Linked DNA regions of Mus musculus: all the other regions are linked to region 1. A link is a loop called in an ENCODE intact Hi-C map of the cell type or tissue named here. Cell type or tissue: heart. All regions are shown on one strand.

Evidence for each region. Hi-C counts contacts between places; a loop is a spot of excess contacts. Peaks named below come from ENCODE experiments on the same cell type or tissue, not always from the same donor. Only the 100,000 strongest peaks of a DNase experiment are listed, where the experiment ranks them.
Region 2: a loop joins it to region 1, with 8 times the contacts of the local background. A loop is called at or near these places in 15 of 42 quality-filtered maps.
Region 3: it touches region 1 in a loop (7-fold over the local background); 4 of 42 quality-filtered maps call a loop at or near these places.
Region 4: it touches region 1 in a loop (4-fold over the local background); 28 of 42 quality-filtered maps call a loop at or near these places.
Region 5: a loop joins it to region 1, with 3 times the contacts of the local background. A loop is called at or near these places in 19 of 42 quality-filtered maps.
Region 6: it touches region 1 in a loop (7-fold over the local background); 16 of 42 quality-filtered maps call a loop at or near these places.
Region 7: a loop joins it to region 1, with 2.3 times the contacts of the local background. A loop is called at or near these places in 14 of 42 quality-filtered maps.

Annotation. Positions count from the first base shown.
Region 1 is chr10:82,907,912-82,911,911 of GRCm38, forward strand. No RefSeq gene overlaps it. Among named protein-coding and RNA genes, the nearest start is that of Gm33781, 25 kb to the right of the region's middle. In heart, CTCF peaks have their summits at 1,564 (motif pointing right) and 2,507 (motif pointing right); no DNase peak of the experiment used is centred here; H3K27ac peaks cover 261 bases.
Region 2 is chr10:83,293,416-83,297,415 of GRCm38, forward strand. It overlaps Slc41a2 (solute carrier family 41, member 2), which reads right to left. Exons shown (of 11, transcript NM_177388.3): 6 at 3,739-3,885. Among named protein-coding and RNA genes, the nearest start is that of Slc41a2, 42 kb to the right of the region's middle. In heart, a CTCF peak has its summit at 1,505 (motif pointing left); no DNase peak of the experiment used is centred here.
Region 3 is chr10:83,774,530-83,778,529 of GRCm38, forward strand. No RefSeq gene overlaps it. Among named protein-coding and RNA genes, the nearest start is that of 1500009L16Rik, 54 kb to the left of the region's middle. In heart, a CTCF peak has its summit at 2,138 (motif pointing left); no DNase peak of the experiment used is centred here.
Region 4 is chr10:83,181,068-83,185,067 of GRCm38, forward strand. All of the region lies in intron 2 of Chst11 (carbohydrate sulfotransferase 11), which reads left to right. Among named protein-coding and RNA genes, the nearest start is that of Slc41a2, 150 kb to the right of the region's middle. In heart, a CTCF peak has its summit at 1,747 (motif pointing left); DNase peaks (open chromatin) are centred at 1,744 and 3,484; H3K27ac peaks cover 744 bases.
Region 5 is chr10:83,507,447-83,511,446 of GRCm38, forward strand. It overlaps Aldh1l2 (aldehyde dehydrogenase 1 family, member L2), which reads right to left. Exons shown (of 23, transcript NM_153543.2): 11 at 1,167-1,286; 12 at 569-696. The region is part of intron 1 of Gm51778 (a long non-coding RNA gene); the gene reads left to right. Among named protein-coding and RNA genes, the nearest start is that of Gm51778, 12 kb to the left of the region's middle. In heart, a CTCF peak has its summit at 1,639 (motif pointing left); no DNase peak of the experiment used is centred here.
Region 6 is chr10:83,352,274-83,356,273 of GRCm38, forward strand. No RefSeq gene overlaps it. Among named protein-coding and RNA genes, the nearest start is that of D10Wsu102e, 5.9 kb to the right of the region's middle. In heart, a CTCF peak has its summit at 2,267; a DNase peak (open chromatin) is centred at 1,928; H3K27ac peaks cover 414 bases.
Region 7 is chr10:83,097,585-83,101,584 of GRCm38, forward strand. All of the region lies in intron 2 of Chst11 (carbohydrate sulfotransferase 11), which reads left to right. Among named protein-coding and RNA genes, the nearest start is that of Chst11, 110 kb to the left of the region's middle. In heart, a CTCF peak has its summit at 2,311; DNase peaks (open chromatin) are centred at 3,493 and 3,935.

The sequences.
Region 1 (4,000 bases):
CTTTCATAAATATTTTATAGTTGGCAACACGAAAGACCCATATATGGGCTAGGGATGGAACTTGGTTGCTTGCCTGGGATGCACGGACCCCTGGGTTTGATCCCCTGCACTGTGTAAACTGGCTTGGTCTTGGCACTCAGGAGGCAGCAACTGGAGGATCACAAGTTCAAGGCCTTTTTGTGCTACATAAGAGAACGGGGAGGACTGAGGCCAGTCCGGGATAAGAAAACTCTCAAACTGTACGTTGGTAGGTTGATAACTTAAGTGCTTAATTTTGCTGTGCAATTGCAGGCACCACTGTACTTAACTTGGGACTCAGTGTGTGCTCCTTGCTTGCATACACAATTGCAGTTGGTGACTGTGCATCCTTACATGCTGTGTCCTTCCCAGACCTGATTGTTATATTGAGAGTTTCTTTTGCTGTGGTGAGTTTGAAGACAGCATTGCCAGCCTGCTATCTGCAAACATGGCATCTGCTGAGAATCACTTCCTCCAGTAAGGCCACACCTACTTCAACAAGACCCACGAGGACCATTCTTATTAAAACCACCACCCCTGGCATCCCTGGAACAAACCCCATTGGCAGTGAGGTGTAACTTTTCTTCATATTTCTGAACACTTTATAAAGGATATTTGTGTCCGCCCCACCCTAATTAGCTTTCAAAGTCTGTTGAGCCCGGGCTCAGGGTGCTGTAGCTGTGGATCTTTGCACTGTCTCCCGCTTTACCATCACAGGCATGCTAGTTTTATAAAATGAACTAGAAGTGTCTCCCCCTCTTCTATTTTCGGAAGGAGAGTGTGTGAGAGGTTGTGCAGACTCCTCTTTCAACATTTGGTAAATTCTCCAGTGACGCCATCTGCAAGTGGAGACTTCATTCCTGTGAGTTTTTAAATTATAAACTCAATTTCCTTAACAGTTGTGGCTATATTTAAATTCATAGCCCATATGGGATGAATTGTATTCTTCAAGAATTTGGTGTATTTTAAATTATCGATCGTATGTTTTCAGAGATCGTTTTAACTTCGCTCTCCTTTCTTCCTCTCACGGGAAGCAAATGCTGATTTCCCTGGAGCCTGGCCACCCTCTCCAGGGGATGCCCCACAGACTGGGTCAGTCTGGACCTCAAACAGAAACCATTCTGAGCATCCAGGAAGAAACTAGAGGCCGGGGCGGGGGTGGGGGTGGGGGTGGGGGAGGGCAGTTCACAGAACTGTCAAGCCTTGGAGATCGCTGAAGTGTCCTGGGACCAGGTAGGGCTTGTGACTTTCCACTTAACACCTTCCTCTTAGAGAACCATCAGAGGGAGAGTCAGTGGGAGCCTCTTTCTCCAGACCAGGTTTATGTCAAAAACCAGAACTCTAGCTGAGCGGTGGTGGCACACGCCTTTAATCCCAGCACTTGGGAAGCAGAGGCAGGTGGATCTCTTAGTTTTAAGCCAGCCTGGTCTACATAGTGAGTTCCAGGACAGCCAGGGCTACACAGAGAAACCCTGTCTTCAAAACAAAACAAAACAAAACAAAAAACAAACCAACCAAAACAGCCCGGAATTCTGGGTATCACCACTAGGTGGCACTCTGAACATACACTTGCCACCTGTGGTTCGGAACACTTCTGTTGAGCCAGAAAGGTCTGTGGGGCATTTTGTTCTTTCTGTGAGATGTGCTTTGGAGATGCGCAAGGACCCCCTAGAGCTCTGAGCTTACACTCGACTCCTGCAGCTAAAGTGAGGAAACTGGAGAGGTGGTGCCGGCTGCAGCGCAGAAAAACGCTGCTCAGACAGGAGTCCCCACACTGAACCTGGGTCAGGTGGCGGCAGCAGCCTATGACATAACCTCATATTGGTAAACTGTCACGCACTGCTTGAACTTTGGAAGTTGAATTGCTCCTCAGCCTCCATTTCAGACCCAAGCATGTTTGTCTCGAAGTGTCCTCCAAGGCCCCCTAGCTAGCTAGGGATTAGCTGCTCTGCCCCCTCCCCCAACTCTGCAACAAGAGGGAAGAGAATATCAAAATAGCTCAACAGTAAAAAGATCATCCTTAAAAGCAGCTAGAAGGTGGGGCTGGAGAGATGCTCACCAGTTGAGAGCATTGGCTGTGTTCAGTTCCTGCACCCACATGGCAGCTCATAATTCCAGTTCCAGAGGATTGCCCTCTTCTGGCCTTTGAAGGCATCAAGCACACATACACATACATTCATGCAGGCAAAACATTCATAAACATAAAAATAACAAATACATCTTTACCAAAAAAATAAGCAGCTAAAAGGCAAACCATTTCCAAGAGACATCACTAATATTTAATCTCTAATAAAAGTGCCTGCAGTGGGAAAGAGAAACCAGAAGTTTAGCTCTGACAAGCTCAGCCACGGAGGGAAAGCTTAATTGGGACCCTCGCTGACTGCCTCAACTTCCCCAGTCGGTTTCTGCTGTGTGCCTTGGGCAAGATATACATGGTATCTCTGCCAGATGCTGGCTTGAGCTCACATCCCTCCTGGACTATTTACTGCCCTGCCAGCAGGGGGAGCTATCCCTTCTGTCCACCTGAAAGATGAAGGTAAGGCTAGCCTCCTCCATAGGGTTGTGGGGTTCCTGCCCAGGGAAGCAGGAGAAAAGCTAAGCATTTGGTGGGTGTTTTTGATGGCATGACCACTCCTATTCATTTACATCATTTGACCTCCCAGTGTAGCACGATTGTAGCACAAAAGCTTCCCCAACTGTCCTGACAAATGAATTAAAGAAAGAAGTGGTAATGAAAGGCAGAGAGAGGGGGGAGAAGGCAGAAGGAGAGGGGGAAAGGAAAGGGGAGGGGGAGGGGGATAGAGAGGGGGAGATATTCACCAGTCACCCTGGGGAGAGGGGCAGACAGAGTCCAGGGACTACAGATCCTCAGGGAACTGACATGAACATTAGATCTAATTTTGAGGAGGAGTTGGGACTTGGGGGCTGGGGTGTGCTCCTGCCTATGCCCTTCTAGGCTCAGGTCCTACAGGAACATCAGATAAAATGGTTAGTGATCACGGAAGGGAACGACTCTGCTTCCTGGAGAATGTCTGCTCTAGGATTAAACCTTCGCACCATGGGTGACGCTCATTTCTCTCGTGGTCTGTCCTGCTCGGGTGTGACCTCAGTCTCTGTCACAAAGACTTTTATCATGTTGTTCCTAGATTCCAAGGTGATCCAAAAGGACGATGGAAACAAGACACAAGGGCAAGTTAAGGGGATGTGGGAAGAGAACGGGTCTCCTCACTTGGGAGTCTGAGCTCCCACCAGCTAGCTGTGAGGGATGGATTCCATCCTAGTTAACAGCACTGGCTGTGGCATGGTCTATACCCAACATGCACTTCACAGTCTCAAACAAGAATGTGAGAACAGCGGTGAACGTGCTTACGGGCTGTATCGATCCACCTTTCTCCTCTCTGTCTGTCAGCCTAAGATTTTTACAAATGTGGCTGTAACTTCATCTACAGCAAAAGCATGTCTTAGCTTATATGAGCAACCCTTGTGACTACTCAGTGTGCCTTATGTATTACTCTCTGTAGTCCTACTCAGTGTGTCTCAGGTACTCTTTGTGGTCCTACTCTGTGTGCCTCAGGTACTCTCTGTGATCCTACTCAGTATGCCTCAGGAACCATTCTATGACGTGGAGGCTTAGAGGGAGGAAGGGAAAGAGGAAGGAAGGCTAGATATGTAGCTCAATTGGTCTGGTACTTACCAAATGCTAGAAGCTCTCAGTTGGAGCCCCAGCACGACATAAAACCAGGTATTATTACAGGCCCAACTGTAATTACAACATTTGGTAGGGAGAGGCAGAAGGTTCAAGGTTCAAGGTCATCCTCAGCTATAAACGGAGTTAGAGGCCAGCCTGGGCTACCCGGGACCCTGTCTATAAATTAATAAATAATAAAAGAAGGGAAGAGTACTTCAGCAACCCTTTGAGATTTAACCAACATCATTTCGACAGTGTTAATATGGCAGACGCATCTCTAACTGTGCAATGGCA
Region 2 (4,000 bases), 390 kb after region 1:
CCCAGCACCATCACATAGGCGATGCTTCATGGTTTTAACTCTGCTTGCTCTTATTTTACTGAGAGTGCATCAGCTCTGCCCATCAGTGCCACTGGTCCATAGCTTCCTCAGGGTGTCTGGCTTTGATAGCAGGCTGAGAGGCCGACCTCGTAAGACAGGCCTGGGCCAGTTCTCTCGGAACGCTTCACGGAAGCTTTTGTTGTCTGGGGTATTAATTGTTTAATGTGCATTTGTGTGTACTTAACCTGAGTTGTTGAGGCAGGGTCTCACTCTGGAGCCCAGACTGGCTCCACACTTGTGGTAATCCTCTTTTCTCTTTAATTACTATTCCAGTATATTTGCTGCGTGTCTAGTCAGGTCTCTGTGGGTACATGCTTACAGAGATGCACCCATCCCCGGAGTCTGAGTTTTCGGCACATAATCCCTGTGGTCCTCTCCATTCTACAGCACCCATTACGATGCCGGTGCTTGCTTTTCTGGTCTGACGTCAAGTCTTTTCTCTTCTTAGTCTAGCTGCGGTTTTGTCGATTTTCTTCAAGAAAAACCAAGCCCTCATTTTGCTGATTTGTTCTGCAGCTATCCTACTTGGTTCCTTACTTTACTCCTCCTCTTAACCTTGGGCTCAGTTTGCTCTTTGTCAGTTCCCTGCTGTGTGGCAGTCAGCTGCCTGCCATTTTCGTTAATACAGGTGTTTATAACTATCTTCCTCCCTGGGCCTGCCCGTGCTCCATCCAGGGCGTTATGGAGCCTGTCTCCAGGCTCATCTGTCTTACGATGTTTCCACGTTGAGATCTCTGACCCACTGACTGGGATAACTGACCTACATACAGTTGTCTCCCTTCCACTTTCCAGTCTCACACCATCACGGTGACCCAAGGCAGGACATGATGTCTGCTTCCTAAATGTGTTAGCTTTTGTCTCCTAGCTAGACATGGGGTGTACTCTAGAAAGTGCTCTACTCCCACAAGAAAAAAACACCTCATGCAGCTGTTGACTGGAACACTCTGTAGACTATCAGGCTCCTGTGGACCAGCGTGCAGGTCAAGTCCAGCGTTTCTTCACTGGGCCTCCATCCGGATGACTTGGGTGCTGGAGCCCCCACTGTTCTTGTATTGTTCCTCCCCTTCCCTTCCAGCCAGTTATTAACTTTTACATATTTTGCAGCACTGACACTGGGTACATACATTTACAACTGTTGCAGCCTCTTTGTGAATTGATCCGGGAAACTTTTCCTGTGTCCCGTTTTCGAGCAGCATAGTTGGTAGCCTCTGAGCCGTAGAGTATGGAGTCTCTAAAGCCAGAACTTACAGCTACCAAAAAGACCCTCCTTTCCTCCCTAAGCATTGCTCAGTGCTTCCAGAGTAGTTCAGAAATTAAATTTTGCTTTCGAGGACCTGACTTCTCAACAAGATGAATGGGATCTTAAAAATTAAATGTGTCTACGTCTAATCTCTGTATTCAGAATGAAAATACTGAGCTTCTGAGGCCCCCTAGTGCTCAGGATGCAGCTGCTTTGGCAACCCAAACGCAAACGACGTTTCAGAACACCTGTAAACTGTTAAATTAATTGTGGAATTAACCGGTAGCCCATTTAAAAAGGAAATCCCTCGGGGGCATCAATTACACAGATGAAATGAAAAGGATCCGGAACACTGCAAATTGAATGAAGGTAAGCCAACTTTCAGGAGGCAAATAAAGGCTTGGAATATCTTAAACGACATTTAGCAGCATTGGTGTCTAAGATTATGGAACACTGCACTTGCTCTCACTCCTCACTCACACCAAGCATCGCTGCATCACCGTCCAAGGTGTTGGGTTCAAGCCTCAACTCCTCAAAGCAAACAAAGTAATGTCAGATGTACTGGTTCCCAGCCATGATGCCAGTGCACAGAAAGCTGATGAAGGATGAGTCTGAGAGGCAGCCTCAGATACACAGTGAGGCCCTACCAAGACCCCATCTTACTGTGGCACCACAGAACACTCAAAATAGTGAAAGCTTTAAACAATGATGCGTTATTGTTTGGTTTTGGACTCCAGGACAAGGGACTGAGGTGCATATTTTACACATCAAAGCGGACCTAGCCTTCAGGTTCTCCCAGCATCCCTCATCCCTACCTGATACACCCAGTCCCCAACCCTGAACTTTCCAGTCCAGGGGCTGGATTGCCCTTCTCCCAGAGGCTCTTCCCAATATAATCCATGTATGTTGGTTTCACCGTTCCCCTCCTCCTCCTCCTCTTCTTCCTCTCCCTCCTTCTTCTCCTCCTTTTCCTCTCCTCCTCTTCCTCCTTACTCACCTCCTGCTTCTCCTCTCTCTGCCCTTTCTCTCTGTCCCCCAATCCATGGTGACTTGCTCCTTGGGGCCAGTGAATTCACCTGAGAGCAGCTTCCCAATAAACCTGAATTTAATCTAATCTAATCTATCTTGAACTGGCTCTTTTCACTGGCAGAGAAATAACCTATCAATTATGGTGATGTCATTCATTTATTTAATCTGCATGGGTGCTTTAACTGCAAGTATGTGTGTATACCACCTGTGTGCCTGATACACAAGGAGGCCAGAAGAGGCCACCAGTTCATCATCAGATTCAACTGGAGTTACAGTTATTTGTGAGCCGCTGTGTGGGTGCTGAGATTACAGACTTGTAGTATCATGCCCAGTTAATCTGTGGCAGGCAAGTATATCCTCTTAATGGTGTTGGGAGAAACCCTTCATCCTCTTGTGTATTGCTTTTCTCTTAGGGCTCCTCAAAGCAGGAGAAACTTCTCTACCTTCAACATTAGTCAAAGGGCACTGAGCACCCTGTTTAGGCTCTTACAGCTTCCTTCTGATGTCAGGGTCTCACATTCTGGTCTCAGAATCACAATGCTCCTGCCTCAAATACCCAAGTGCTAGGATTACAAGTGTGTGCCACCATGCCTGCCTAGACAAGCTCCCTTCTCCAGTGGAAAAATAACCATTGGTAAATTATGGTAAATTAAAACACACAATCGTACACACACATACACCACACACAATCTCTCTCTCTCTCTCTCTCTCTCTCTCTCTCTCTCTCACCCTACACAAATCTCTCTCTCTCTCACACACACACACACCCTACACACAATCTCTCTCTCTCTCTCACACACACACACACACCCTACACACAATCTCTCTCTCTCTCACACACACCCTACACACAATCTCTCTCTCTCTCTCTCTCTCTCTCTCTCTCTCACACACACACACACACACACACACACACACACACACACCACAGAATAACAAAACAGCAGAGGGTAACCCCTAACTGGCTATCCAACTAGAAGAAAGCACAGAGATTATGGAGTATGACAGGCTTGAATAATGCTGGGTAGCATATATAACTCCCATGATCCTCTGTTTTCTCAATGAAGTTACCAAGGATACCTAGGTGTAGCAACCAAATACTTGGGAGGTGGAGTTTGAAGGCAAGCCTTGTCTGAGGCTGCATGACAGAGGCTGCCTCAAGAAAGAAAAGCAGGGGATGGGGCAGAAAGGAAAAAAATTACAGAAAATAAACATTACCTCAGAGTTCTGAACTCAGTAAGAGAAAAAACATACATGAGAACCACAGCACATAATAAACATACAGGCTACAGTGTTTGAAATCAATTTTACCCCTAGTTCTAACAGTTGAAGGTCACTATGGATTCATGACACTTTACATTTCTCTTAAAGACTCTGAATAATGCCATGTTCAGTTTCAGGGAACTTACCAAGACAGGAGTACAAACCCTGACTTATCCAAGCTAATATGGCGAGAGTTATCAGATCACCAAAACTAGCAGCAATGGGTGTGGCCACGTTGTCAGGGTTTATGCCAGTCTTCTTGGAGCCAACGATAACACCAACCATTATTATTCCTAGGAGAAAGAACACTTGTTACTTTTGAAGCTGACTTGGAAAAAATCCATTCCCCAAATGCTGAAATACACAGCATGGATAAACAGCACATTGGTTTCAGTTAGAATGTTCGAA
Region 3 (4,000 bases), 870 kb after region 1:
CGTAACCAGTTGCAGAAACGAGGATTATAAAGTAATATGAATGCCCATTGTAAATTTACTAATGCGTTTGCGATTGTACGAGGGATAGTTATATCATGTTAGGCGTATTTACAACCTTGTTATTGTTTCATGTGAACATGAGATATTATTTGTGTCAAGTTGACAAGGGGTGGATTGTAGTGGCTATTCCTGGTTGTCAACTTGACAATATTTGGAATGAACTACAATCCGGAATTGGAAGGCTCACCAGTGACCCTTATCTGGAGGCTTGGAGATGCTTATCTGGATCTTGGTTTGAAGATCTTGAGCCACAGTGGCTATGGATTCCAGAAGATTGAATCTCCGAGTTAAGGAACACACCTTTAATCTGGGCTATGCCTTTCATCTGGGATTAAAGGTGTGGTGGAACACACCTTTAATCTGGGCTACACCTTTTGCTGGAGACAATATAAGGACATTGGAAGAAGGGAGTCTAGCTCTTGCTCTTGCTCCTTCGCCTGCTTGCCGTGTGAGACTGAGTAACTGCTAGATCCTTGGACTTCCATTCACAGCTGCGACTGAACAATTGTAAGGAATTGGGCTGCCGACTGTAAGTTATCAATAGATTCCTTTACTAACTAGAGACTATCCGTGAGTTCTGTGACTCTAGAGAACCCTGACTAATACACCCACTTACCTTCAGTGTACAGCCCATCATTGGAGAGTGACACATAACAGCCTGCTCACACGTATCCACAGTTGAGGGCAGACAGCAATGAATGCACACAGGCCTACTTGATTGCCTTCTTCTCTTAGACGGTCCAGAACCCCCAAGTAGGAGTGTCATCACTCACAGTGGCACAGAGGTCCCCACACCAATTAACAAGACAATGCCACCACCCAACCCAATTTGGACAAGTTTTTAATTAAGAATCCTTTCCACGGGTGATCCTTGTTTGGGTCAAGTTGACAGTTAAGAAACTATCCTGGGAGAAAAGATTAACGTTGCCTCTGGGGATTTCACTCCTTCGTACTGGGGACAGAATGGGGGCGCTTACGGAGGAGAGAGATTGTGGTGAGACAAAGCCAGGGTCCCGAGTCAGCAGCTGTGTAACCTTTAAGACCCAGTCCTAAAGGCCGGCTTCCACCAGAGAAGCCCCACCCTGTACAGCCCCAATGGTTTGAATCTGAAGTGTATGCCATGGGCTCATAGTTTAAACGCTGTTCTCAGGTTTGTAGGGATATTGCACAGGGATTGGCCATTTCTCTTCCTTCCCTTCATATTCTCCAAAGGCACGGGATGGTCTACAATGAGGGAGGCTATACAACAGGCCTCTATGCTGACCCCAAGGGACAGCTCACCACAAGGCTTTCCAAGCTCAGCCGCATTCCTTTGTTCCAGTATTTTCTGAGGTCCTCCCCCCACCCCCAATCTCTTTCCCTCTCTAATGCTGCAGGCCACACCAGCACCATCTTGTACCTGGAGGGTCCCTGCTTCTCGTTCCTCAGTGAATACCACCCGTGCGCACAGTGGGCTCAGCCCAGGCAGGGTTCACCTAGTGGAGCTGCTATTGAATGTAATGCTGGCTGGCATTTCATCTGCTGGTCAGCTTTCTAGACATGTACAGATGTGATCGAATTAGATACTCACAGCAAGTGCCTCATCTTTATGGTTATAGACAACGTTGAACCAGCTTCTTTAATGATTGGTATAAAGTTTACAACAAAACTTTCAGGTTTCTGATTTTTGGTTTTAAAGACAGAATCTCACATAGTCAAAGCTGGCCTTGAACTCACTGTGTGGTGGGGGATAGACTCATTGTGCTGCCTTCATCTCTCAAGTGTTGTGATACAGCACGGACCACTGGGTTAGGTAAAGCTTTCGGACCCCTGTCCCCGTCCCTTCAACCCAAGATAGAGTTTCTCTGTGTGGCCCTAGCTGTCACGGATTTCACTCTGTAGACCAGGCTGGCCTGAAACTCAGGAATCCGCATGTCTCTACTTCCGAAGTGCTGGGATTAAAGGTGTGTGTCACCATGCCCAGGAAAACTTTCAGTTTTTAATGTAGAAAACGGACAAAAAAAAAAAAAAAAAAAAAAAAGTTGTGGCTGGTTATGCCTTTCTAATACATGCATCTCCTGCCCTCTGGTGGCCAGAGCATCTAATAGCGGCTTGATCTCTCTCCGTGTTTTGATGGGCCTATTCCTTGTTTCCATCCTAGCCCAGCAGGCTTCCCTAGCTGCTAGCTCTGAACGTTGGACACTTTATTTAGCTTTCCCCTGTCCCTGTTTCCTTATGCATAGAACGGAGTCAGTGTCTGTAACAAAGACTTTAAAAGTCTATGTCTGAAATGCTTATTACATGCAGGTTAACCAACTGGATTCCCACGACAGTCTTGGTATAGAGCCATGGTTCTCACCCTTCCTAACGCTGTGACCCTTTAAAACAGTCCCTCATGTTGTGCTGACCCCCAACCATAAAATTATTTTTTTTGTCACTTCATAACTGTAACGTTGCTGCTGTTATGAATTGTAATATAAATACCTGTGTTTTCCGATGGTCTTAGTGACCCCCGTGAAAGGGTAGTTGGACCCCCAAGAGGGTCGTAGCTCACAGGCTGAGGACGACTGTTACACAAGAACAGATATTTGCATCCTACAGTTAAGGTGAATGAGGACCCACAGACAAATAACTTGAAGGTGAGACGACTTAATACTCAGACAGTGACGAAAAGTCCCGCTACAGGGTAAGCGTCCAGTGATATCAGTACATCAATAACACACAGGACTGAGTCTGTGACAGACATGGCTGTGGAACACACGGGTCCGTTTGCATGTGTGTCGTTGCTGTTTTTAACATTCGACTGCCTCTCGCATGGATGGTGCAGTATGTAAGTGAATAGTAGCTTGCATACTTTCTAGGCATCTTTCCTGAGCCAGACCATAATTTCTCACTCCCACACAGGCGATGCCTGGGCCTTCTGATTCTCTTTTCCTAAATGTTGTGCACTGCTCCCAATTCATGTCCACACAGAACCTCTAAATGTACCCTAATTTAGAAGCTAGGGCTGTGCAGATCTCATCAGGGGGAATGAGGTTACAATGGACAAGGGCAGGTGCATCGGACCCAATGACGAGTGTTCTTGCAGGGGGAGAAAACAGATACACACGGAAGTCAGGGATTGTGGGTAATGCCAGGAGCTAAAGGGAGCAAGGAGGGTGCTTCTGCTGCAGAGTGCACAGCCACTGGGGACTTTTAGCCTCTATTTGGGGGAAATAACACACTTCTGTTATTTAAAATTTAAATGACACGTTATTTACATGTGTATGGGTGAGGGTACACAGGCAGCGGGTCATGTGTGGAGTTCAGAGGACAATTTGAAGGAGTCCATTCTCTCCCACCGGGTCCTGGGAATTGAACTCAAGTCGTGAAACTCAAGTTGTCAGGGTTGGCGGCCAACACCTCTACCCACTGAGCCATCTAGCTGGTTCCTCCTTTCATTACTTCAATTCATCCACTTTGTGGTGCCACAAAGGGATTTAAAATGTCACAAAGACCGAGGCCACCAATTCCTTACCCTGTGGAGAGATAGACACTGTAGTCACTCAGGACACATTGGTCTCTTAAAGCAGGTCCTGCACAGTCAGGATGCCACAGCAATGCTAAACACCTGCAGCTGGAGTGTTTCTTGCTCGTTACAGTTCTTGACTGCACTGGATAATGTAAAGGTTGGATAATGAGTTGATCTCCGAACTGTTCTGTGGACCAATGAAACTGTAGCAAGCAGTCTGTTGCAATAGTTTTATATATAAATTTATAAGAATGCAGAACTCTTGGATTATATTACTCTAGGCAACAGATTTGCCAACTCTCCTTGAGACGGTCATTTTTATTTTTATTCAATGTCTATTTTAAAACTTTATGTATTGGGTGTGCATGCACACACACATTTGTGTAGGTCACACACATTTGTGTAGGTTTGCACACACACACACACACCCCTGTGGAGATCAGAGGACAA
Region 4 (4,000 bases), 270 kb after region 1:
CCAGTTTCTAATCTCCCCAAAGGCTTTACCGAACATCCCTATTTGGGGAAAATCAATAGATTTCCTCCTAAGCTGAACCGGCTCTTCATGCTTCCTCCTCAGAGGTCAGGGTGGGCTGATGTCACCCAAGCGCTCAAGACACCTCTGTGCACCTCACCTCTTCCCTGCCATGTGGCCCAGCACTTGGGCGCACTCACATGTGGGCGCGCACAACTCCCTGCTGGTGCCTGACTCAACAGCCGTCATAGAGCCATGGTGCTTTGGGGCCCATTTTACAAATGAGCACACAGAGGCCCAAGGAGGGAGTCTGGCCCAGCCTCTCTCCTAATCCCCTCATTTTCATCAGCCTGCCACTGCCCAAAGGATCACTCTCTTCCTGAAGGCCACTCATCTGGCCCGCTCTCAGGGACTGGCTACTTAGCTGTCCAGCGTACTGACTTCCTATGTAGGAAACTAGACCCAGGGGAGACACCCCACTAGACAGTTGGCCCCTGTAGAGTCTGGTGTGAACAAAAGTGCCTAAGCTTCTCTCATCTTCTACCCTGAACCCCCCACCCCACCCCTACCAATATCCTTCTGTCCTAGCTCTCCCAAGTGAGGCAGAGAAGCCAAAGGACAAGGACCATAGACCACTCAGAGGTTGGGTTAGGGTTAAATATTATATCCTGAAATAGATTCGTTTTGTCTCTCCTGTTAGCCCAAGCAGAGGCACTGTCCTTTAAAAGAGAACCTGCCATTTTCAGGTTTTTTTGCTCATTTTAATGAGTTCCCAAATCAGGCCAGCCCAGGAGAGCCTAGCCCACATTCCCTGCCTTGGTGACGAAAGTAGGCCACCTGCTCCCGCTGAGTTTCTGAACTTGCAGCCATCCGGACTCTACACTCCACGGGTTTCACAGAAATGTCCCCTGAGAGCTTGGGAGACCGGCTCAGTCAGCAGCAGCCTGAGAACCTGTGCTCAGTTCCTGGAACCCACGTAAAAAGCTGGGCACGTGGGGCTGGAGAGATGGCTCAGCACTTAAGAGCACAGGCTGTACTTCCAGAGGTCCTGAGCTCAATTCCCAGCAACCACACAGTGGCTCGGAGCCATCTGTAATGGGATCTGATTCATTAGAAGCTGAGACAGACTGGCAGCTTCTGACCCATGTGATGCTGTCTTTAAAAGAGGGGGAGGAAGCGGCACCTGAAGGAGCAGGGGTTACCCTCTGGTTTTCTCTGTGTGCACAGGCACACACGCGCACCTGCAAACAAATGAACCATAGTAGGGAGGGCAAAGGAGAGGGGGTATTTTCCTCGGTGCACAGAGGTGGCCTAGAACCACATACATAGCAGTAAGCCCCTTGGCTGACTCGTCCCATGCTCTGGCCTGGGATTCATCCCTGTACCTCCAGGGGGCTGCTGGTTAGAGAGACAAGGAAAGTCCTCCTCAGTGCTGCGTCCTAGGAATGGGTGGCTGAGTTGGGATTAGGTGGGCGCAGAGAAATGCTCCACCTGGGTTATGAGCAACAACCCCCTCCACCCCCACATACGCAGTAGCTCAAAAATCTACCAGTTACACGGTATTTACACCTCTGATGTCCTCAGCTTGTGGGTGTCTTACTCATCTCTGGGCTCCAGGTTGTCTGTGTGGCTGTTGTGCACCGCTGTGTATCCTCAGCTGTGACCTAAAAATCAATGCAGTCGCTTACATTCCTCAGCTAGTGAATTCAGCGATACTGGTCTCAGTGGCGCCTCCCTGTGGCCTTCCCGTTACACTGCCGTGTGGATGACAAATGGCCATCTCTCTTGAAAAAGACTTAGCAGGAGAGAGGCACTAATGTGTTGGCACAATGCTAACCCTCCTTCTCTGAGTCCTGCAAGGATTCAGCACCAAGTGCTTGAGACACACAAGACATTTAGACCTGGGCCAGCAGCCCTGCAGGCAGGGAAGGCACAGGCTGTATTCATTCACAATGTTGTAACTGTTGAAGGCTGGGCAGCTAGAGACAGTGAGGCCTGATGCTGGGGGTGGCTTCTTGGACTTTTGGGTTTGTGGGTGACTTGTGGAAGGGGTAGAAGGTGCCTAGCAGGTGGGAAAGGGAGGAATACTTTGCGGTGGTATCTGCTGGGCTGGCCCAATTCTAGCCTCTTCCCCACCAGGAATGGTACGTGGGTAACTTGTATTAATGAGGGAGATGGGGTGTTGATAGACCAGGAGGCATCAGAGATAGATCAACCAGTACAGTGCTTGCTGCACAGGCCTGAGGTCCTGGCTTCCATCCCTAGAACGGATAGGGGGGAGCAAAAAACAAACAAACAAACAAACACTGAGCATTGTGATGTGTGTCTGTTATCCCAGCGTAGGTTTCAGGCCAATAAGAAACACTGTTGTAGTAGTTGTTGTTATTGTTGTTGAAGGAGAGTGATGGACAGCGTCTAAGGAATGATACCTAATACCCAAGATCGACCTCCACAAGTACACACACACACACACACACACACACACACACACACACACACCACACACACACACACACACAATAGCCTACAGTTCTAGCATCCTGAAATCCACCGCCTGCTTTACAGTGTGTTGACTGTACTGATAGCTCATCGCGATGTTGCCCCTTTCTTCAACTGTCCAGCCAGGATGTTATTCCAGCTAATGTCTATCAGTCATTTTCTGTCAGTGAGATACCAGATGTGCATGAGTCAGGCCTCGTGAGCAGATGCCAGATGTGTCTGGCATTCCTGCAGAGCCCACTCCCGGAGAAGAATACCCAACCAGCAGTTCCTCGGGTGTAACAGAGACACCAGAGCTGATCTGATGGAAATACCCCAGGACCGTGGCTAGGAGCAGGTGCCTGGACCACCCACACTGACCGTACAGTCAGATGGCTAAGGTGGAGTCAAGGAGTTACAGTCACCAGACAACACAGGGAGTCAGCATTCAGGTTCAGTCAAGGCTTTGCTGCCTGGTTCTACTGCCAGCCCCTTTCCAGACAATCCTCCACAATGACGTTAAACAGGAAGTGAATTTCTACTTCCGTGGTGTTCACAAGACACAGGCATGGTGCCATATGTTTTTTTTCTGAGCCCTCAATCATCAAAGCAACCCCCAGAATGCACAACTATTGTCCCCATGGTACAGAATGGGGAACCAAGGCCTGAGGGCTCAAGATGCTCAGTCAAATGTTCAGTAAGGCGTGCTGAGTCTCTGGAGAGAGGCAGGAAGGAAACCACAAAGCCAAATTGTCCAGTCAGAAGCCAAGAGAACCTGCAGGGCCAAGCCATATTCTCCCACACACACACCTACCTGCCTCCCTAAAATACCACAGACAGCCCAGCCCTGGGGGGGAGTTGCCAGCCTCGAGGCTGAGAGAAGGGGCCCAGCTTCCTTCCTCCTGTCAGAAGTGACTTCCGATATCCCCAGAGTGTGTCAGTCAACAGGCACAGAGCCTGCCTGCCCCTCTGATTTCAGACTTCTGAAGGACCAGCCTCCTTGGTGTCGGAACCCTGTCCCTTCCTCACCCTTGTCCCTGTTCTGGGCCACCATTCATAGGAAGCCAGGCCAGCTTGGCAATGGTCCCATTCCTAAGCCTGAAGCCTTCTGCACCAGGCCCAAACCTCCCGGAGCCCAGAGACTGTGGGATGTAAATAAGGCCCCTCCAGCTACATCTGGCTTCCTGGAAAGGCGCCCCAACTCACGGAGCCCTGTGCAGAGCTCTTCCAACCTCTTCTGGTATCTTTGCCCTCCAGCATGGCATGACTCCTCCTCCTGTTTCCTGGGCTGACTCAGGTAGAAAGCTCCAGAGGAGTCCTCCCATGATCAAAGCTGTTTCATCAGAGCCGACTTCTCCTAAGACGAACAGCCTATCTGCTAATGCGTTGGTGCAGCTTCAGACTCTGGCTCCAAACCTCAGTAGGAGGATGGGCTGGGGCAGCAGATGTAGGCACCAGAGGAGCACACAGCAGCCTCTCCAGTCACCCAGAACCTGCACAATCCCTATACACCCCACATTATTGA
Region 5 (4,000 bases), 600 kb after region 1:
CTTCCTAGAGTGGTTCATTTGGGATCTTCAAGAGTTGGGCTTGACATGAGCTGACACCCATCCCCCACCCATGCTTCTGTTAGATCCCCACTCTAAGGAATCTGTCAACTCGGGTGAAATGTCGAGCTGTAGGTAAGCAGAAACCAGGATGAAGAGTTGGAAATGATCACTTCTGGAACACTTAGCTCATTTGTAATATTCTTCCAGGACCTTAGCCTTCCGCCCCCACCCTTCCTTTTTGTCTTTGAAAACAGGGATGGGCTGTCCCCCGTGTGAAGCTCTCTGTCCAATCTCTACTCTGGGAGCCTTGGAGGGCCTTTATAGCCCATATCACCTGGTGACTGACACTTGTGTCAGGACACTTGTGAAGACAGTGAAGGACATGGTCAATGGGTTAAATCCCCCAGGTCTCTCATGGTTGCTCTCCTTCCAAGGCCACTGTAGAGTGCTCTTCTGCATCTACAGAGGACTCTAGAGAGCTCATGCACAGCTATGGACCTTGCCTCCATCCCTTCAGCCCTGGGAGGAGTTTCCAAAGACAACATAGCTGTTTCCCCAGCAAGCACACCTGTACATGAGTCTTCCTCTGTCTCTGGCGTTCATCCTCCCCCATTCGCCGTTCTCAAAGGCGTCCTTGGCTGCGGCTACTGCTCTGTCAACATCCGCTAAAGAAGCGTAGGACACTCTGCATATTGTCTAGTTCAAGACAAGCAGAAATAGGTCACTGAGGGATCTATTGATGCGACTCTTGTAATTAATATTCCATTAATAGTAAAAGTAGAGTATGACTTGTCAAATGAGAAAATTCTATGACAGAAAACTAATCCATCTTGAGATTAAATGGGGAACATAAAGGAGACACATGGAAACAACCTGATCTTGGTCCATCATACATGCCATCTCATTCTGAAAAGACACATTTAGGGCAACTGTACAGTTCTTCCTCAGGGAAGCTTGCCATGAGTCTGAAGTACACCCCCTCCCCCCACTGAGCTCTGCACACAGGGATCTGCTAGGCACTGATCTAAATTCATCATAAACAGTCTACTAAAAAAAAAAAGTCACTATAGTGAACAATAGCTAGTGTCAGAGCTGAGTGGGTAAGAGTCATGTGTGACATGCTGACGTGTGTTTGAACGAGGAGCCTGGGGGCCGTCGTCACTCACAGTTCCATCTGTGGGGTTGACAGTGGCGTAAGTCTCTCCATCCTCGGCATCCACAAACTGTCCATTTATGAAACACTGGTAGGGGATTTTCACTGTCATCCCGTTCACCTCCTTGGAAACCTGAGTGAAGTCAGTGTGCTTCTATGACTATCAACCTGATAATTGGTAGGTGGTTATAAAGATAAATATTCACAAAGCTGGAGAGATGGCACAGTAGCTAAGAGCACTTGTTCCTGCAGAGGACCCAGGCTTGGTTCCCAGCACCCATAAAGGGGCTCAAGTTCCAGGGCATCTGGTGACATATACTGACCTCTGAGGGTGGCATACATCCAAGGCAAACACTCATACACACATACTCAGATTTAAAAAGAGAAATTAAAAACCCTAAAAGAAAGAAATTCACTAATGTGGAAAGAGGTCAGCTTGGTGGGATTCTAGTGACATCTACTGTCACAAGGGCAGATGCACTCTCTTGATGCTCCGGCCACCTGAGGTCTGGGCTTAGCTCTGGCTCAGATGTTCTTCATTATACACAAAGGTGTCTCAAACACCTGTGGGCAGCGCCATCTATTGACAGACTTGAGAGAACCACCAATTGTGCCACTTGGATCCTTGGGAAATTCTTTACCCTGCCTGGCACTTCCTTTTATGCTGGGGCCATCTCTAGATGTCTCCCCTATGTTCTTTCTGTTACACATGAGCTGCAGTATTGTTCTCTCTACCGCTGGGTAACAAGAGAGATTGAAGCTACTATGCTGCTTCCATCAAGCTCAGGGTTTTCATCAGTAAAACGGGGAGAACAGTATCTGCCTCCTCCTGCAAACACGTCCTTCTGAGAGGAGGAAGTGAAAGCATCCCCGAGTGAGCAGACACAGTTAGTTCAGTGATACACACTGAGCCTCTGGGCTGGAATTAAAGGACAGCAAACAGCAATGGTGATGACCCAAGTTCGGATCTTAGCACCCACATAGCCACGCACACCTGTAACCAGCTCTGAGGGATGTGGAAACAGAATGGCTAGGGTTTGTGGCTCCCAGCATAGACAAGAAAATGTGAACACCAATGGAAGCCCCAGTTCAGGGAGAGACCCATCTCAAAGGAATAAGCAGTGGATGATAAAGGAGGGTACCAATACCTTCTTATCAACTCTATTGTTGTGTACACAGACACATGCACACAGATAACACACCCACACTTCCCCCTCCATAACACACACACACAGACATGCACAAAGACACACACAGGGAGATTTTGAATTCACATTAAATAGATTTCTCAAGGTGACTATGAAGGTAAAGAGAGAAATTGTATAAAAACATTTTTTGTTGTTTTTAACACTCTTTCTACCTGAAAGTAGAAGACAGCTGCTATCTGCCTCTGAGGAGATAGTGTGGTGCAGTAGTTAAGAGCCCTTGCTACTCTTGCAGAGGACTCAGGTACAGTGCCCAGAACGAGCACGTGGCAGCTTACACCTGCCTGTAACTCCAGTTCCAGGGGGATCTGACACCCTCTTGTGGCCTCCATAGGCATCTGCATCCATGCACACACACATACACGTGCACACACACACACCCTCACAGGTCACATACATACACATAATTAAAATAAAAAACCAAAACAAGAAAACAAAGGCAGCAATTATTAAAAAACCTGTTGTGGGGTTTCTAGCAAATCCACATAGAATTAATATGAAAAATAATAACCTAAATTTAAAGGTATATAAGAAAATAGTAGTGAAGTTTTCCTATCTGCTGGTATTAAGTTCATATTACCCTGAACTAGATTGCTTTAAGCAAGAATGATTATTGTAAGAAAATAACTAAAGATGCAGTGAAAGAAACAATGGAGGATGGCAAAGGCACCATAGGCAATCCTATATCAAGGAAGACAGAGGAGAAACAGAGCCACCAGAAGAGATCCAGAGAAAGTGTAGTGAAAGCGACTCATAAAGATAAAAATATGAGCTGAGCCGTAGTGGGCACACCCTTAATCCCTGCACTCGGGAGGCAGAGGCAGGTGGAGCTCTGTGAGTGAGGCCAGCCTGGTCTACACAGTGAGCACCAGGACAGCCAGGGCTACAAAGTGAGACCCTGTCTCTGGGGGCAAGGTTGAGGGGAATCTAGTTAGATTCTGTCCTCAGGGGGAAAAAATCTGTTATGTGTCAAAGGGTATTACAAAGAAGTGAAATAATAAAGCAAACCACAGTTCAAAAAATATTTACAGGAGGCTGGAGAGATGGCTCAGCAGTTAAGAGCACTGACTGCTCGTCCAAAGGTCCTGAGTTTAATTCCCAGCAACCACATGGTGGCTCACAACCATCTGTAATGGGATCTGATGCCCTGTGTACTCACATGTATAAAATATGTCTATATATATATATATATATATATGTGTGTGTGTGTGTGTGTGTGTGTGTGTGTGTGTGTATACACACACACACATCCATATCTGATAAAGATTAAATTTCAGAATAGACAGAGTACTTGAGCTATACAATAAAAAGATAAACAATTTTGGAAATGGACAAAGGATTTAAATAAACACTCAAAAAGATGCCTAACATCATCACTGTCCATCAGCAGATGCAAAATTGAAACCATACTTCGGCACTTTTACACACACCTGCTAGGACAGCTAAAGAGAGAGGCAAGTGAGAGCTTGAGAGGGGCCTGGGAAGGTTAGGGCTCTCTGCCACATTGGGGGTGGGATTCCAGAGTGATGTGGCTGCCTTTGGCAGTCCCTCAAATGGTTAAACGTGAGAGCTACAGTATGAGCCATCTATGCCACTCTTAGCACGGTACCTGTATTTTCATGTCAAAACAGATACCTGAAGT
Region 6 (4,000 bases), 440 kb after region 1:
GAGTTTTTGCTAGGACACGGGACTTTCTATAATCATTTTGCCTCTCAGGAGCTGGCATTACAAACCTGTACTACCAGGCCTAGCTTCTCTGGTATCTCTTCAAAAATCTGGGGGCTGGAGAGATGGCTCAGGCATTAAGGACACAAGACAAATCGTCTCTCCAAAGGACTTGAGTTCATTTCCTGGCACCCATACAGTGTGACACTCTACCACTAGGGAATCCAACACCCTCTCCTAGCCTTTGTGGATACTATATGCAAATGTACACATCCACCTAGTACAGCCACATATACACATAATGAAAAATAAAATCTTATAAATAATCTGATAAAGAAGCCAGACCTGGTGACACAGGCCCATAATCCCAGCTACTCAGGAGGCTGATGCGGAAGGGTTATAATTTCAAGGCTTGCCTAGGCTGGAGAGTGAATTCAAGGCCAGCCTGGACTGTGTCTTTAAATTCAAAGTTTATTTTAAAAAGCCGATATAAGATGGGGCTGGAGAGATGGTTCACTGGGTAAGAGCAGTAGCTGCTTTTGCAAAGGACTCGGGTTCAAGTCTCAGCTTATAAATATACGCAAACTCCAGTTTTAGGAGATATAGCACCTTCTTTTGGTTCCCAAGGGGATCAGACAGGCATGGAGTGCATTTAATTACAGGCAGACAAAACATTCATACATTAAAAAAAAAAAAAGTTTTAAAAAGAGCCAAATGTAGTGGATCGGGCTTTTAAATCCAATATTTAGGAGACAGAGGCAAGTTTATCTCTGTGAGTTAAAGGAAAGTCTGGTCTACATAGTTAGCTCAAAGTTAGTCAGGGGGACACAGTGAGAAACTAAAAAAAAAAAGAAAGAAAGAAAAAGAAAGAAAAAAAGGCCTGAGTTGAATCCTAGTACCCCCCCCCAAAAGAAAAGAAAAGAAAGAGGAGGAAGAGGAGGAGAAGGAGGAGGAGGAGGAGGAGGAAAAGAAGAAGAAGAAGAAGAAGAAGAAGAAGAAGAAGAAGAAGAAGAAGAAGAAGAAGAAGAAGAAGAAAACAGAGAGTCAAAATATACTCATTTTTGGAATCAGTATAGTAGGTATACAAGCACTACTTTTACAATTTATCTATAAATAAGAATTTATAGCAAAAGAACAACCAAAACAAGAACGGAAGATTAGGGAAGGACTTAGCCTTGTTGATCTGCAATCTGCAGTATCCCTAAAAGGAAAGAGGTACAAAGTTACACTGTGTCTACATCAGGTCTCTGCAGCGGCTTTTGGCCCTTCCATATTTTTGGCTAACTAAATCTGAAGTTCATACCCACTTTGTAGTGTTCTGTTTGGGCTGTTTCAAAGAGAATAGCAGATACTATGACCATGTGAATGTCTTTTTAAGCTAGGGCCTGCAACTGGAAGGACCTATAACTATTTGAAAACAGAATGTGCAAACTTGCCAAACATTCTCAACGGGAAATAGATCAAAGTAGACTGCACCTGTAGGATGAGGAAGAGGAACAGTACCGGCTGTACTCGGTCGGCTAACATGGCACAACAAGCGTTTGTCCTGTCCTCTCCTGGAGTTTGACTCTTGCGTGTATTCCCGCTTAAGCTCGTTTCTGTTGTCTTTTTTTTGAAGCAGTCTAGAGTCACAGGAACGGGTTTGTTTGTTTTTTTTCTGACGATGGAAGGATTAAAGGACAGCAGAGGAATGTGACTGGAAACTTTGGGGGGAAATCCCAGCAGAGCTGTCACGAGGAACAGAGGAACTGGGAATCTTTCTTGGGGTTCTTAGCTTTGTTAGTACAATAATTTAAGAACAGACACAAACAGAAGCTTGGGGACAATGTATTCTCGTTTAGAAAGGAAAACTCCAGGCAGATTTCCAAGCCTGGAAGGGAGGAGGAGGACAGAGGAGGAAGAAACCCCGTGTGGGCTGAGATAAGGCTGAACTGAGGCCATTTGCACAGTGGCAGGCAGCCACATGCCCGGGAGGGGAGCTTTGGAGAAAGAATAAGAAGCCCAAAGTATTAGTTATGGAATCTAAAAATATACTAGGCTCTGGCCAGCATCTGGAAGGAAAAGAAGAAATAATCAGGTCTTAGAAAGGCAGGCTGACTTAACTGCACATCTAGGCAGCCTGGCTAGAGAGGACAATGCTAGGCGGTGGGAATTCTGGGAAGGAAAGCAAGTTATCTTAAGATGAATCTTCCTGGGGATGGTCCGCCTAGCTGAGCCTATTACCTGCCCCATTAGATTAACAAGAAGGAGACAAGAATTGTCTCCACCTAGCGGTATGTTCCGTTCTTTATAGTATGTCTGCACGGTCTGTAAGGACAGTGTCTGAATTCTGAATGTATTTTCTAAATTCTTTCGAGGAGAGGCTGAAACGCCAGCCCAGCGTTGGATGCAGTGGTGCTTTAGGACAAGATCCTAGAAATTTAACTGAGGAGGAAAAAAAACTTACCAAAACTGTTTTGACTTTAATCAGTGGTTGAGGATGTAGCTCAGTTGGTCACAGTATGCACATGAAGGAACCCCCGAAGGGAGACCCTCACTCCAGTCTCAGGAATCGCGAGCCCAGAAAGCCACACCAGTCAAGCTTGCTGCAAACACACGAGGTTTTAATGGCACACAAACCAGCATGCTGAGGTCGAGACCCATACACCACGCAGGGGTAGAGGAGTCTGATGATGACCCTAATTTTCCAGCAGGCTTATAAAGGCAAAAAAGCACAACCTAGGGGGAGGATCGGAGAGGAAATAGGGGAAGTCTAGGGTTGGATATTTACTTCAAGGCACCTGGGACATTGAAACATTCTGTGGTTGTTTTTCCCAAAAGTTCAGGGGAATTAGGCCATCTGGTCGGGGGGCCGGGGCCCATGTTCTCAGGGCAGTCATTATTTTTTTTTTTTAATTCTTCACACATGGCTCTGGGTTTGATGGCTAGCACTAGATAAACAGGTGTGGTGAACAGAAACAGGACTGTCAGGTCAATTTCTATAATCCCAGTAAGGCCAATTTGGTGTAATGTCATAGCTGTCATTAGCGATCAAGTGACACCAATCTAGAGTCACCTGGGAAGAGGGAACTGCAACAGAAGAATTGCACTGTCTATGGACTTGTCTGTGAGGTAGTTTAATTGCCAGATGATATAGGGGCGTCTGACCTACTGTGGGCGGCGCCATCCTTAGGCAAGTGGATTTGGGCTGATGAGGAAACGTAGCTGAGCAAGGCCAAAAGAGCATCCTTCCTCCATGGCTTCTGCGCCTGCTCCAAGCTCCTGCCTTGAGAATCTGTCTTGGGCCGGGCGTGGTGGCGCACGCCTGTAATCCCAGCACTTGGGAGGCAGAGGCAGGAGGATTTCTGAGTTCGAGGCCAGCCTGGTCTACAGAGTGAGTTCCAGGATAGCCAGGGCTACAGAGAGAAACCCTGTCTCGAAAAACCAAAAAAAAAAAAAAAAAAAAAAAAAAAGAAAGAAAAGAGAATCTGCCTTGGTTTTCCTCCAGGATGCACTGTAAAGCGTTGGTGGAAATAAACCCTCCCTTCTCAGGTTATTTTTAAAAACATTTGTGTGTGTATGTTAATACATTTTAACAAAGAAGAGGATTTTATTCCTATACTGGCACCAGGTCTACACCCAAGACTTGTAAATTCCTGAATACACTGCCCAGCCTGCTCAGTCAGGGGCTTTTAAAGGCAAAGGACACAAAGTTACATTATGTTTATGCTCAAGCAGGAGGTCACCTGGGCAAAACAAGTTTTTGTTTACAGAAGCCCAAACAGAGAGGTTTGCTAAAGTCGTATAGGACCAGGCTGATTGCAAAAACTAATCTTTAGCCACCCCTTAACATTTGGAAGTCCAACTTTGCTTGGTTTCTCTGTATAGCCCTAGCTGTCCTGGAACTCACTTTGTAGACCAAGCTGGCCTCGAACTCAGAAATCCGATTGCCTCTGCTGGGATTAAAGGCGTGTGCCTGGTTTTTAGCAAGGCAGAGGGAGCGGGAAGAAGGGCCTGCCAGAGC
Region 7 (4,000 bases), 190 kb after region 1:
CTGTCCTTTAGTAAGCGAAGGGGAAGGACCAGACATCAGATGAGGTTTCCAGAGATCAGTTGCATCTTCCAAATAATCAGGAAGGGGGAGGCTGTCTGCTTCAGCAGTTTGCTGTTTGCAGAGAATGTTGGGGGTGGTACCTGCCTAGGAAGGCCAGAAAGGGCAGCCATTGTTCAGCCCTAACTCTGCTGCATTAATCTCTTCATTAGCAGCCACCTGGTAAATGATGAGCCTGTCTCATTATCTTGCTTTGACCCAACAGCTGTCCACCAGCCAAAGAGGGATTGATTTAGTTGTAGACTGGCTCCTTCTGCAGGGCTATTACCGATAGTTGGCCCAGCAGAATGGCAGCTGGCTAGCAAAGACGAAATATTACATTAACCTGTCCCTACCTATAGCAGTCTCTTGAGTGCTACATTATTCATGGCAAATGACATTAGGCCAGCGAGGATCTCTACAAAGCCAGGGACAGTGGGCTGTCTTTTTTTTTTTTTTTTTTTTTTTGCCATGGTTAGCAGCTCTATTATATTCAAGCAAAAAGCTACCCGGTCACATATCCAATCAAGCTAGGACAGGTGGAGACCTGGAGGGAGATGCAATTCAGGTCATAGGAGAAGATTGGATGCTTGAAAGAACTGAGGGATGCTAACCCAGGTATATGACCTGCGGCCATTACCGGACCTCCTCCACAAACCTGGGCTTCCTCATCTGTAGAGAATTAGAGGAAAATGCCTGTCATGCAGGTTTCTGCAAGTCAAAGACCTCACATTCCAAAGGCTCATTCAGTTAAAGGCTTGCCTCACAAGTAGGAGGGTCTGAGTTCACTCTCCCCCCCCCCCCAACTCGGTAGAAGGTGGAGCACAGCAGCGCACACCTGCACTCAGAACTCAGGGTGCACAGACGGGCATCTCTGGGGCTTCCTGCCTCTGAGGACACTCAAATCAGGACAGAGTTAGGAGTCACTCACTAAGCGCACAGTCTGTTTTGATTTATGTCGCATCTCAGGCTTTTTTTCGAGCTAGAGACACCCATTTCCAAGACCACGAATGCCTCTGTCTCCGTGAACAGTCTATGTACAAACACGTCCACTGCACACAGGTCCTAGACAGTGAGCAGACACAGAGGCGTAGTTTGAAAAGCTCCTGTAGGTGTGTCTGCCACAAGCCCCCTCTGTGATCACCTTGGGAATGGGGGAGTTAACGAAGCCCCTCCCTCTTGAGGTGGTGCGTGCTACCTGTGAGTTGGTGGCTAACTCTTGCTGCCTCTGTAGGCCATTGTTCTGTTTCAGACACAGAAGATTCAGGAACGCCCCCTTCTTTGACACGATCTATGGAAATATGGCGAGGAAGTGATTGGAACTACTGGGATTTTTCTGTGGCTCTCTGTGCGAACAGAACCTGACATATTTCCAGTAGGAGAAGCAGCGTTGGGATGGCGGAGTGACCTCAGCCATTGCCAAACGGTAACACAGCTGGACAAGCTGCCATTTACCAAGAGTTATTTCCTGAATTACCCTCAATTAGGAGAGGCCTCTTCATCATTTGATTTTTCTGTAAATTGCACAACGCGGGCAGCTTCTGGGCCAATTGGAATTTGACCTCAGATGGAGGCCAAGTGTACCAGAGCCTGGCTTCTTGTCAAGCTCTGTGGGTGCTGCTCTGTATGTGTGTGTGGCGGGGAATGAGGGAATGAGGGGAGGGGTCTCGTCCTCCCTGGACGCACCCTGGGCACTGGAGGTCTCAGGCAAGCGGCTACATGTTTCTCAACACTGGAGAGTTTGCTTATAAAATAGGAATGAAAAAAAACATGCAAAGGTTTTAGCTTTTTCAGACTTACGTTTGAAAACATACAGAGTTCTGGGCACCTGGCAGGCAGGCCAGGCTTGTTTGCGTGATGTGCTATTGCTGCTGCTGCTGCTGCTGCTGCTGCTGCTGCTGCTGCTGCTGCTGCTCCTGCTGCTGCTGCTGCTGCTCCTGCTGCTCATTCAGAAGCGCCCTCCATTGGGAAACACTTCCTGCTTTTCTTCCTCTGGAGATTTTTCTGTTAGCCTAGAGCTACAAAGCAAACAGGTGAAATACATTTTAATCAGATGTTTTATCCAGCCCAAGGCTCTCAAAATATCATTTCTACCTGTCATTGGTAAAAAAACAAACAAACAAACAAAAAACCAAAGGGAGTCTGTGTTCTGATTTCCTTACGCTGTCTGGAATCAATTTTGTGTACTGGACCATGTGGCCATTGAAGTGACATCACTGTCATTGCTTACTGGTGTGTCCCTGGGTCATTTGCACTGGCTTCTTGAGGTAAAGAGCCCTCTAGAGGAAAGGGACTGTGTCTTGTGTGTCTGGAACCTAGCTGGCTTCCTAGCTAGGCATTGGCAGGGACTCTTCAGTGTGCATTGAATTAGGTACCTTTCTCATTTATTCTAATAATTTAGGAGATACTGCCTATCAAGCGGCCACCGAAGGCATGGTGGCTGGAGGTACCACTGGCTCATAACATCTGGGTGTCAGACAGAAAGCGGGGATAGTTTGGCTGGAAACCCTGCCAGACTGCACTTCGAGACCTGTCTTCTGAAAACTACTCGCTTCCTCCAGTGAGGCCCCATCTCTTAAAACTCCCACAGACACCCCACCCCCCAAAATAGTACCACCAGCTGGGAACCAAGTACCCAAATTCAGGAGCCTACTGTGGACATTTCACATTCAAAATCTAATATGAGGTATTGAGGTTCTGAACACAGCTGCTTTTTCCTGGGTCCTGTGAGCTCAGCATGTGACCAGACACATGTGTCTTAGTTAGGGTCACTATTGCTATGATGAGACGCCATAACCAAAGCAACTTGGGGAGGAAGGGGTTTATTCAGCTTATGCTTCCATATCACAGTTCATCATCAAAGGAAATCAGGACAGAAAATCAAGCAGAGCAGGAACCTAGAGGCAGGAGCTGATGCAGAGGCCATGGAGGGCACTGCTAACTGCCTTGCTTCCCATGGCTTGCTCAGCCTGCTTTCTTACAGAACCCAGGACCACCAGGAACAAAGGCTGGTCCCTCCAGCATCAATCGCTAATTAAGAAAATGCCCTACAGGCTTGCCTATGGCTGGGTCTTAGAGAGGCAGTTTCTCATTTGAGGCTCCCCTTCCCTGACAACTCTAGCTTGTGTCAAATTGATATAAAACTAGCCAGGGCTCTGGGGTTCAGGGAAGAAGAGTCCCTCTGCACTGGGGCTGGGGCCTGTGCATGACCCTCTAAGAGCCTAAGTGCAGGCTGGAAAAGAATGAGTACCTGGGGTGTGACAGCCCTCGCTGTGCCCTTCCTACCAGCCACCCAGCCACGATGACAGGTCTTCCACAGCACAGTTTAACTGAAGGTGAGGGCATTGGAGCCCAGGTTCTAACTCCATCGGGCTCTAACTCTTCCTGTCACTGGCAGGACCAGACCACCTGAGAGGGAATTCAGGATCTCGGGGGCGGTGCCGGGGCCGGGGCTTTGATTTCCTCATCTGGAAACCGGAAATGAATTACTTAACCTCAGTTAACCACACTGTGTCACACAGCAGTTAAGACTTGGTAAAGCCAGATGCCCCTGGTAAGGGAATTCGGGGTACTCTTTTTAATCTCCCTGAGCCCCAGTTTCTTAATCTGTAAAGTGTGTGTGTGTGTCTCTGTGTGTGTGTGTTAGGGGTGCTGTCAGTTTCTAGATCTCTGAGTTGTTCCAAAATGGAATGAGCTGATTTCTTTGAAGTCCTCAGAACAATAGCATAACATACAGCCAAGTTTAGCAGCCAGTATTTTTTTTTTAACTTTAAAGTCTTCCCATAGGGTCCTCAGAATACCTCTGTCCCCAGTGGGTGGATTCAGGGAAAAAAATGGGAGAGGGAGCCTACAAGTACAGTCCCCCTTCCTGGCTTGGCTAACTCTCCCTCAGACTCACACAGGCACTTTGTTGAGCTAGACTGAGCACTCCCAAGCCAAGAGTGTGTTTGCGGAGGCTAGAGAC